Linked DNA regions of Homo sapiens: all the other regions are linked to region 1. The links are chromatin contacts, found by Hi-C or POLR2A ChIA-PET in ENCODE. All regions are on one chromosome and are shown on one strand. The core of a region is the stretch at or near the end of the contact, and the rest is flanking DNA. Distances in the headings are between cores, read along the strand shown.

The links. A loop is a pair of places that touch in the nucleus more often than their neighbours do. ChIA-PET counts read pairs that join two places held with the same protein, here RNA polymerase II (POLR2A). Pooled maps may share reads with other maps.
Region 2: a loop to region 1 is called in a pooled map, with 4 times the contacts of the local background. The contact joins the promoter of SURF1 here to the promoter of WDR5 in region 1. A Hi-C loop is called at or near these places in 1 of 168 maps with a recorded cell type or tissue (CD8-positive, alpha-beta T cell), 2 of 37 single-sample maps with no recorded cell type and 11 of 50 pooled maps. POLR2A ChIA-PET finds 5 or more read pairs at or near these places in 1 of 52 experiments (activated CD4-positive, alpha-beta T cell).
Region 3: a loop to region 1 is called in a map of head of caudate nucleus, with 8 times the contacts of the local background. The contact joins the promoter of STKLD1 here to the promoter of WDR5 in region 1. A Hi-C loop is called at or near these places in 1 of 168 maps with a recorded cell type or tissue (head of caudate nucleus), 1 of 37 single-sample maps with no recorded cell type and 15 of 50 pooled maps. POLR2A ChIA-PET finds 5 or more read pairs at or near these places in 1 of 52 experiments (activated CD4-positive, alpha-beta T cell).

What each region holds. Positions count from the first base shown.
Region 1 is chr9:134,134,691-134,137,509 of GRCh38, forward strand. WDR5 (WD repeat domain 5) reads left to right here and starts at 1,392. Exons shown (of 14, transcript NM_017588.3): 1 at 1,392-1,510. It overlaps WDR5-DT (WDR5 divergent transcript), which reads right to left and starts at 1,292. Exons shown (of 2, transcript NR_186420.1): 1 at 496-1,292. RefSeq lists enhancers at 433-542, 1,449-2,373 and silencers at 733-902, 1,343-1,522.
Region 2 is chr9:133,355,143-133,357,961 of GRCh38, forward strand. It overlaps SURF1 (SURF1 cytochrome c oxidase assembly factor), which reads right to left and starts at 1,345. Exons shown (of 9, transcript NM_003172.4): 1 at 1,258-1,345; 2 at 1,127-1,178. The coding sequence starts at 1,311. It overlaps SURF2 (surfeit 2), which reads left to right and starts at 1,408. Exons shown (of 6, transcript NM_017503.5): 1 at 1,408-1,528; 2 at 1,772-1,926; 3 at 2,569-2,672. The coding sequence starts at 1,451. RefSeq lists silencers at 1,147-1,266, 1,507-1,576.
Region 3 is chr9:133,374,902-133,377,720 of GRCh38, forward strand. STKLD1 (serine/threonine kinase like domain containing 1) reads left to right here and starts at 1,465. Exons shown (of 18, transcript NM_153710.5): 1 at 1,465-1,659. The coding sequence starts at 1,573. SURF4 (surfeit 4) reads right to left here and starts at 1,159. Exons shown (of 6, transcript NM_033161.4): 1 at 1,021-1,159. The coding sequence starts at 1,068. RefSeq lists silencers at 584-863, 874-1,113, 1,204-1,703.

The DNA.
Region 1 (2,819 bases), core at 142-2,641:
TAGGGCTGGGGTGGGGAGGGAGAGAAGTGGACGATCTGAGAGCTGAGGTGGGGTGGAAGGAGAGCAGCGTGTCACGGGCTCGGGATTCCGGCCCAGGCGGCCAGGTGGACGGAGATAAAGATGCGCTTCTTCATCCGAACTGGGTTTGCTAACCTGTGACTGTCACCACTCCATGCTCCAGGGCACCTGGCCCAAGGGATCCGGCCTCTTGGGCACACAAATCCATATGGAGCCCTGAAGGACCAGACAGGGACCTTGCCTTCTCTGTGTCCTTCCTGGGAAGGGGACTCCAGACCAACTGCCAGTCTTCCGGTTCCACCTCTCTGACAACCGCTCACCTCACCCTCCTTGGCATTTTTATTTCAAATGCTCTATCCCTTTGTTTGCATGGGTTCCTGTGTCATATTCTGTGTTCCCATTTTTAATTGGAGAATAAGGGACTGTATGTTATTCTACCCACAGGCCTAGCTGAGGGGATAGGGAGGCCATGCCTACCTCCAAGGCTCTAAGAAGTGAAGCAGGCGGCGAGAATGTGCAGTCGTTGAGGCCAGAGGACCGGGCCTCAGCTTCTCCTTAAGCCCCTGAGTCCTCCTCTGGGGACCACCCCCTTGTACCTGGAGGTGAAAATGCCCGCCCAGGAGGGAAGGGCTGGCCCCGGGAGAGCCCGCTGCGAAGTGAGTTTGCGCACTGCGGAGCGGGCGCGGGTGACTCCAGAGCGGCCCTGCCAGTCCGCGGGGCTGGCGGGGAGCAGGTTCGTGCACCGCGGGCTCTGTGCATGCAGAGGCGGGAAGAGCCCCCAGCCCGGCAGCCGGCCCCGCGGGAAGGCGCAGCCCGGGCTTCCGAACCCTGTGAACGCGCAGGTTCCTGGTCTTCCAGATGGGCAGGAATCGTCCTGCCCGCCCGGGGTGGGAGGCCACATGGGGGCACTGCGCCCGGGCGCGGCCCCAGGTGCTTTCCAAATGCCCACTGCCGCTCTCATCCGTACCAGCGATGATCAAGAAGGGGCCTGGTCGCCCGGGGAGGTGCCCCGGCCCGAATCGACTCCGGAGACAACGCCGGGCGACGCCACCTGCGCAGGTCCCGGAGGGCCGCTGGTGTCTGTGTACAGGGCGTGCTGTCTGTGGAAACGCGAGGGCACACTAGCACTTTCCTGTATGTATTATTATACTTCAGTTTTTAGGAAGTGCATTAGAAGGGCCTGCACCAGTCAAATTCGGGGATTAAAGCTTTTAAGCGGGAAGCGCGCGCCCCGTGCTGTCCCTTTAAAGCGTTGGGCCGGCCCGAGGCATTCTGGCCGCTGTCGCTGCCCGTAGCGCTCCTCCGAGAGGCCGGCTTTGTGAGCTCGCCCCGCCCCCCGGACACCGCCCCCTCCCCTCGCGCACGCGCACTGCGCCCCCGCCGCCTGGCGCCCGCCCGAGCTGCCGCCTTGTCGAGCTGAGTCCGCGCTCCCGCCCAGGCGGCGGCCGACGCGACGCCCCGAGCGCCCGGCCCCGCCGCCGCGGCCCGGCAGGTAAGCGGGCAGCCGCCCGGCCCGGGGAACACAAGGCGGGCAGCGGGGCGGCGCCAGAAGCTTCCAAACCGCACCCGGCCGCCGCACGTGTTCCCCGCCGGGCCTCGGGCCAGGCCCAGCCCCGGGCGCTGCTCCCGCTGCAGCGGCCCCGCCCGGGACCCCCGCCCCGGCCCCTCGGTGGACGGCCGCGCGCGCAGTTCCCTCCACCCGGTCCGCCCCCACTCGCGCCCCCACCTCCGCCTCCCCGGCGGACCGCTGACAAGGCCAGAGCGCCGGCACTGGGTCCTCTTTCCCGCAGGCAGCGTGCCCGGCCTCACATCGCCCCTCTCCCTCCACTGCCCCTTCAGGGAAGGACCCCAGACCCACCAAGCCACTCAGTCCCTGGACGAGGTGCGCTTCCCCTCCTCGTAGAAACGCCCCCAGCCCGCTCCCGCCGCTCACCCCAACCCGAGGCAGCCAGGCTGCAGCTCGCTAGGTGGGGTCCTGGGGTGCGGGTCCTCGGTCCTGAACGGTAGGCCCACCGTGCCTCCTCGCGCGGGGCCGCAGACCTGTCCTGGCCGGTCTGCGAGAGCCATTTTGAGCGGTTACGTTCCCGGACCAAACAGAGGTCGGCCTGTTACATCGCTAACGACACTCCCTGCTGTCTCGCTTGCAAGTTTCCACTCACCCCGGTCCGTTTACCCATCTCCTCAAATGCTAGTTTAATCTGTGACCTGGGCAGGTGCTGTCCTAGCCGGTGGGGAAGACAGGAAAGCGAAGGACCCAGGCGGGGAGCCTGTCCAGGATCTCAGATAGGGAGAGCCAGGTCCCCACCTCTGTTGGGCCGGCCACCCGGCTGGTGTTTAAGATGCAGATTAATTCCTGTCTTTGCACACAGTATGCTTTTCTGACTGCATGTCACAGGCAGATTCCTGGGCTCCACCTCAGGGACTGAGGGACTCAGGAATCGGCCTGTGGCATGCAGTCCAGGAGGGCACACTGAGGTTTGGTTGCTCGGCTTCAGGTGGTCAGGCTTACCTGGATGAAAAGCAGTGGCTGCTAGGAGGAGCCAGGCAGCATCTGGTCTAGGGGCCGCCAATTCATCACCGTTCCCGTAACCTTGGCCCCCGCTTTCCTCAAGATCAAGTCTCCAACCTTCCTGTTCTCTCAAAAGGATTGTTCCACAGAGACACCTGAGTGTTCATGAAAATGCCAAGCCTTGGCCCGGCGCGGTGGCTCACGCCTGTAATCCTAGCACTTTGGGAGGCTGAGGCGGGCGGATTGCCTGAGGTCAGGAGTTCGAGACTAGCCTGGGCAACATGGCGAAACT
Region 2 (2,819 bases), core at 95-2,594, 780 kb before region 1:
AAGTGAGTAAGTGGGATCTAGGGCTCAGTGCCGGTTTGACCACCAACCACGACCCTGAGTAACTCATGCCTTTTTACTCAAGAATCTAGATGTATTCCACTGCACTAAGATGCACCATTCATCCATTCAAAATGCATTTAATAAGCAGCTACAGTTGGCCGGGCACGGTGGCTCACGCCTGTAATCCCAGCACTTTGGGAGGCCAAGGCGGGCGGATCACGAGATCAGGAGTTCGAGACCAGCCTGACCAACATGCAGAAACCCCATCTCTACAAAAAAATGCAAAAATTAGCTGAGCACGATGGTGCTTCTGTAATCCCAGCTACTCGGGAGGCTGAGGCAGGAGAATCGCTTGAACCTGGGAGGAGGTGGTTGCTGTAAGCCGAGATTGCGCCACTGCACTCCAGCCTGGGCAACAAGAGCGAAACTGTCTCAAAAAATAAAAAATAAGCAGCTACAGTTACTAAGTAGCTTAGTCAGGCACTAGTGGTTGTTGTGTTATGTAGAAAAATATATCAATTCAGTAATGGCTCACAGAGCTCTCTTAACAGCTTTCCATTTTTACAACTCATCGTAAATGTAAAGAGGGAAGAATGTACACAGAAAGTGCCTTTAAGCTCTCAGAGGATGAGTTCCATCCGCTGAAAAGCACCAGGGGCCTTGCGGATACTATTTTTTTTTTTTTTTTTATAAAAAGGCAGGCCTGGGGCAGGCTTGCACAGCACTCTACACACGGCAAAACAGCCCTGTGCTGCACACTGAGAGGAACACGTAAGCCGCGGTGGTTAGATACGCTTTACTTTCAGAGCCCTGGGCTTTCAGCCTGGGCTGGCCACCCATTAGCTGGATGGGACGTTCGGAAGTAACTCTCGAGCCTTCTCTGTAACAGGGGAACGACCAAGGAGCTACCTCTCGCGTTGTGAGGACAAAGCGCTCGCTACATGCCCGGCACACGACCACAATTCCACTGAAAGCATTTTAATACGGAACTTGTCACTCCCAGGGAGCCTCCGCTCAGCCGGCAGTTGGTTCATTTCAATCCCCACGACAACCCTTCAAAGTGCAGGGCAGACAGCAGGTGGCTCTGCCCAGGCGCCTGGATCACAGCCCGGCCTGCAGCCCTCACCTGGGCGCGGGGAGACCCTGAGGACGCTCCTCCAGGCGGCGCTGGCCGGGGCCTGCGGACACGGACGGGCGGGCTGAGCTCCGGGACCCCTCCCCGCGCCCCGCACCCCGCACCCCGCACCCGGCGCTCACCCGTCCCAGCCCCGCCGCCCGCAGCCCCAGCTGCAACGCAGCCACCGCCGCCATCGCACCCGGCCCCGCGGGCGCTTCCGGGACGCAGGAAGCATCTGCATCCGGGGCGCCGCTGAGTCCCGCCCAGAGCCCCGCCCCCGGCTCCAGGTTCTGCGAGCGGCTTCCGCCGGGCTGCTCCGCGGGCGCGTCGGCCATGAGCGAGTTGCCGGGCGACGTGCGGGCGTTTCTGCGGGAGCACCCGAGCCTGCGGCTCCAGACGGACGCCCGCAAGGTTCGCAGCGCGGGAGGGGAACGGAGTGGCGGAGAAGGGCGCAGTTGGGATGAGGGGCTGAGGGGAGGGCAGGGGAGAGGAGAGGGCAGGGGAGAGGGGAGAGGGGAGAGCAGGAGAGAGGGGAGGGCAGGGGAGAGGGCGCGGCGGGATCAGGGGAGGAGAGGGAAGGGGGCGCGGCAGGAGGGGGCACCAGGGAGCGGAGCCCTGGCCCTCCTGACGTCCTGCCCGCCCACGCGTCCGCAGGTGAGGTGCATCCTGACAGGTCACGAGCTGCCCTGCCGCCTGCCGGAGCTCCAGGTCTACACCCGCGGCAAAAAGTACCAGCGGCTGGTCCGCGCCTCCCCGGCCTTCGACTATGCAGAGTTCGAGCCGCACATCGTGCCCAGCACCAAGAACCCGTAGGTGGTCCGCGGCGGCGCGGGGAGGCCCAGGGCAATTAGGACAGCCCCTCCGCTGGACTCCGCCAGTGCTGCAGCCCCTACTCTTTCAGAGTTGGGAGCCCTGGGACCCAGGTGGGCGCCCGGGTGCTGGAATCACCTGCGGTCCCAGCGGCGAGGCCTCTTGGTGAGCTCGTTTGCTCACCTGAGGTTTGTCCTGTGGGGTGTGGCTGCTTCCCAGATGAGTAGAGGCTTGTGATTTGTCACCTGAGGTTGTGAACAGCGTTGGGTTCTTCCCTTAACCCCAGAAGGGGTCTTTGATTTAGCTGGGAGCTAGGCTTTGTAATAATCGTCAAAACAGAGATAGGATGTTTCCATTCATTGAGCCCTTGCTCCAGGTGGAGCCATCCTCTTGCATGAACTCATCCTGGAGCAGTCAGTGAGGCTGCCATGCGTGCTTTTCCGGTAAACATTAAGAGGCTGCAGTCGGCCTGGGTCAGACGGTTCCCCACCCAGCTTCAGAGTGGAATTGCTCCGGGAGCCTTTAAAAGCCCGATGTCCAAGCCGCATGGTAGACTGTCCAGGGATGAGTCCAAGACACAGCCACCAGTCTGAATCCTTGCTGTGAACTGTCCCTACAAATTTGGTCTCTCTGCTCTGTAGGCACCAGTTGTTCTGCAAACTCACCCTGCGGCACATCAACAAGTGCCCAGAACACGTGCTGAGGCACACCCAGGGCCGGCGGTACCAGCGAGCTCTGTGTAAATGTAAGTCCCAGTGGACCCCCATCAGTGCATCGCCATCTGAGTGCATGCCCGCCTTGCCCCAGATGGAGCGTGCTTGAAGGCAGGTCGTCCTTCAGCGATCCGTGTTGATGCATCAGGCCTGTTTTTTGGCACAGTGAAGAGAGGGAT
Region 3 (2,819 bases), core at 215-2,714, 760 kb before region 1:
ACCATCACTACTTAAAACTCTAGCAAAGCCACACGAACACATTAAGTAAACCGAGGAAAAAACGGCAAGTGGGCCACACAAGGCTCTCCCTGCGGGGATAAGGCTGTTAATTTGTCGACATAACGGGATTCTTTTAGAAGTAAAAGGCATAAATCTGCGTAACCACCACCACCTTTTGTTTTTGTTTTTTTGTTCTGTCAAGCTTAATCAAGAAAGAGGGAAGGGAGTTGTGTCCCTTCACTTTGTAGGATCGGATCCTGTCCACCCAGTTCCCGAATGCTCTCAACAGTTACCCAACCGCCTGTTTCAAAGGCTTCCCTGTTGCTCAGAATGCCACCTGGACACTTCTGGAAGGAGACTATCAGGGAGATAGGCTTCCCCTCCTCCCAGGCTGTGTACAGGTCCCCACTCAATCCAGCCCAGGGCAGAGTCCAAACGGGGAGGGAGACGCAGACAGGGTCAAAGGGACCCCAAGAGTCCAGCACATCTGGGAAAGAGAAAAGGAAAAGGTGCTGTGGCTTCCTGTAGCTGGGGCGCACGCCAGCGCGCCCCCTTTCCTCTGGGAGGACCCCCGGCCCCCGTTCGTCCCCGAGCTCCCAGCCCGCCTCCGGGAGCCCCAGTGAGAGGAAAAACGTGCGGGGACCCCCCAGCAGCTCCAAACGCCGAGGCGCTCCCCGCGAGCCTCAGACCCGACCCAACGCCAGGACTCGCGCCGCCGGCCCGGGAAGAAACCCCCACAGCCCGCGCCCCGGGCTGGCTGGAGGGTGGGGGCGGCTAGCCAGGCAGGGCGCCGAGGCCCGGGCTCCGGGAGCGGCCCAGCGGGCAGGGGAGACTGGGCCCGGAGGCCGGGTTTGGGGCTGTCCAGCCGGGACAGAGGGCCCGGGCGGGGGGGTCCCCCTGTGGGAACAAGGAGTCAGGGGGCGGCCCGGGCCTGGCGCCCTGCGCTGGGAGGCCGACTCCGGAGCGGCCCGGGCGGCCTGGGTCGGGACCGGGGCCGGGGGAGGAGCCCGCAGGCCGCACCTGGTCGGCGAAGTCCTCGGCCGTGCCCATCAGGTCGTTCTGGCCCATGGCGACGGCGGGAGGCTCGGCTCGGCTCGCTCGCTCGCTCGCTGGCTCTCGCCCGTCGGCGCCCGCACCCGCTGCGGCCTCCACAGGAAGTGCCCGGCGGCCGGCCTCGCTCCGCGTCGGCTGCGGCTCCAGCGGCTGCCACGTAGGCCAAGCCTTAAAGGGGCCGCGCGCCGCCCGGGCCCGCCCCGGTGCGTCTTAAAGGGGCCACGCGCCATCCCCAGCCTCCCGACCCATCCGCTCGAAGCCACGCCCGCCGCGCTCGACGCCACGCCTCTCACGCTGGAGGCCCCGCCCGCCGCGCGCAGGCCCTGCGGTCCCTCCCGGCCCGGCGGAACGCGTCCCTTTTAAGGGGGCGGGGACCTGGGGGTCTGGGGCCAGCGCGCGGGAGGGACGCCTGAGTGCCTCGAGGGCGCCGTTCGGGCGGGGAGGATCCCGCGGGTCCCACTGACCCACGCGGGGTGGGGCCAGGGGTGGACGCTCGCCCGTACGCGGTCGCTACTGATCATGCTTGGGCCAGGGTCCAATCGCAGGCGCCCCACGCAGGGGGAGCGAGGCCCAGGGTCCCCCGGAGAGCCCATGGAGAAGTACCAGGTGCCGAGTGTTCCCTGCGGGGAGGCGGGAGCTCCGTGGGGTAACGGTCGCAACCCTGGAGCTACGGCCGGCGGTTCCGACCGAGGGCGGCGAGGGGCCCGCGCCCTGGCCAGTGTCGGCCTGCAGCTCCTAGGTTGAACCCGGGGGGCCTCCAACGGTGACCTCCTGGGTGCCCTTTGCCACTCAGTTTCCCCCTTTGTGAATTGACTAAGGATTCTCCAGCCCTGGCTGAGTATTTGAGGGCGTGGGGCAGCTCCTCTATCCTTCGTGCCTGGGGTCTGTGCGCTTGGGTCCACCGAGGCAGGACCCCCGGGAACATCCCGAGTACATAATTGGGAGCCCCCAGTCCCCTAAAAACACCCCTGCAGCGTGGGTCTGTGAAAATGTTTGAGACCTAAAAAATTCACAAAACACAAAAGGAAAGCTGCAAAATAAAAGTAAATGTTTAATTAAATGCTTCTATACATGATATATACACTTTATTAAATGTTAGATTCAGCATTTGTGAAAAATGCATTCGCTTGGAAACAGTTTGCGGGTTAGATTTTTGTCACTTTGGAAGAATTGTCTTTGTGTGAGAGGACTATAGGGCGTTGCCAGAGGTGAAGCAGATGAGCTTCTGGTGGCCAGATAATTTTTAAAGTAAAGTTGTTTTTCAGATTAAAAAAAAATAGACGTTTCAGGAATATACCTGCTTTTGGAAAAAAAAATAGACTTGATTCGAGATACGGCTCCATTTTACTGTTTAATTTGCTGCCTAAGCTTGAACGCTCTCACACCAGCTCTGCCCTCAGCCCGCTGTGGCTTAGAACAGCAGTCCCTGGCCGGGCTCGGTGGCTCACGCCTGTAATCCCCAACACTTTGGGAGGCCAAGGCGGGCGGATCACCTGAGATCGGGAGTTCAAGACCAGCCTGACCAACATGGAGAAACTGTCTCTACTAAAAATACAAAATTAGCCAGGTGTGGTGGCGCATGCCTGTAATCACAGCTACTCGGGAGGCTGAGGCTGGAGAATCGCTTGAACCCAGGAGGCAGAGGTTGTGGTGAGCCAAGATAGCGCCATTGGACTCCAGCCTGGGCAACAAGAGCAAAACTCTGTCTCAGAAAGAAAAAAAAAAATAGCAGTCCCCAACCTTTTTGGCACAAGGGACCAGTTTTG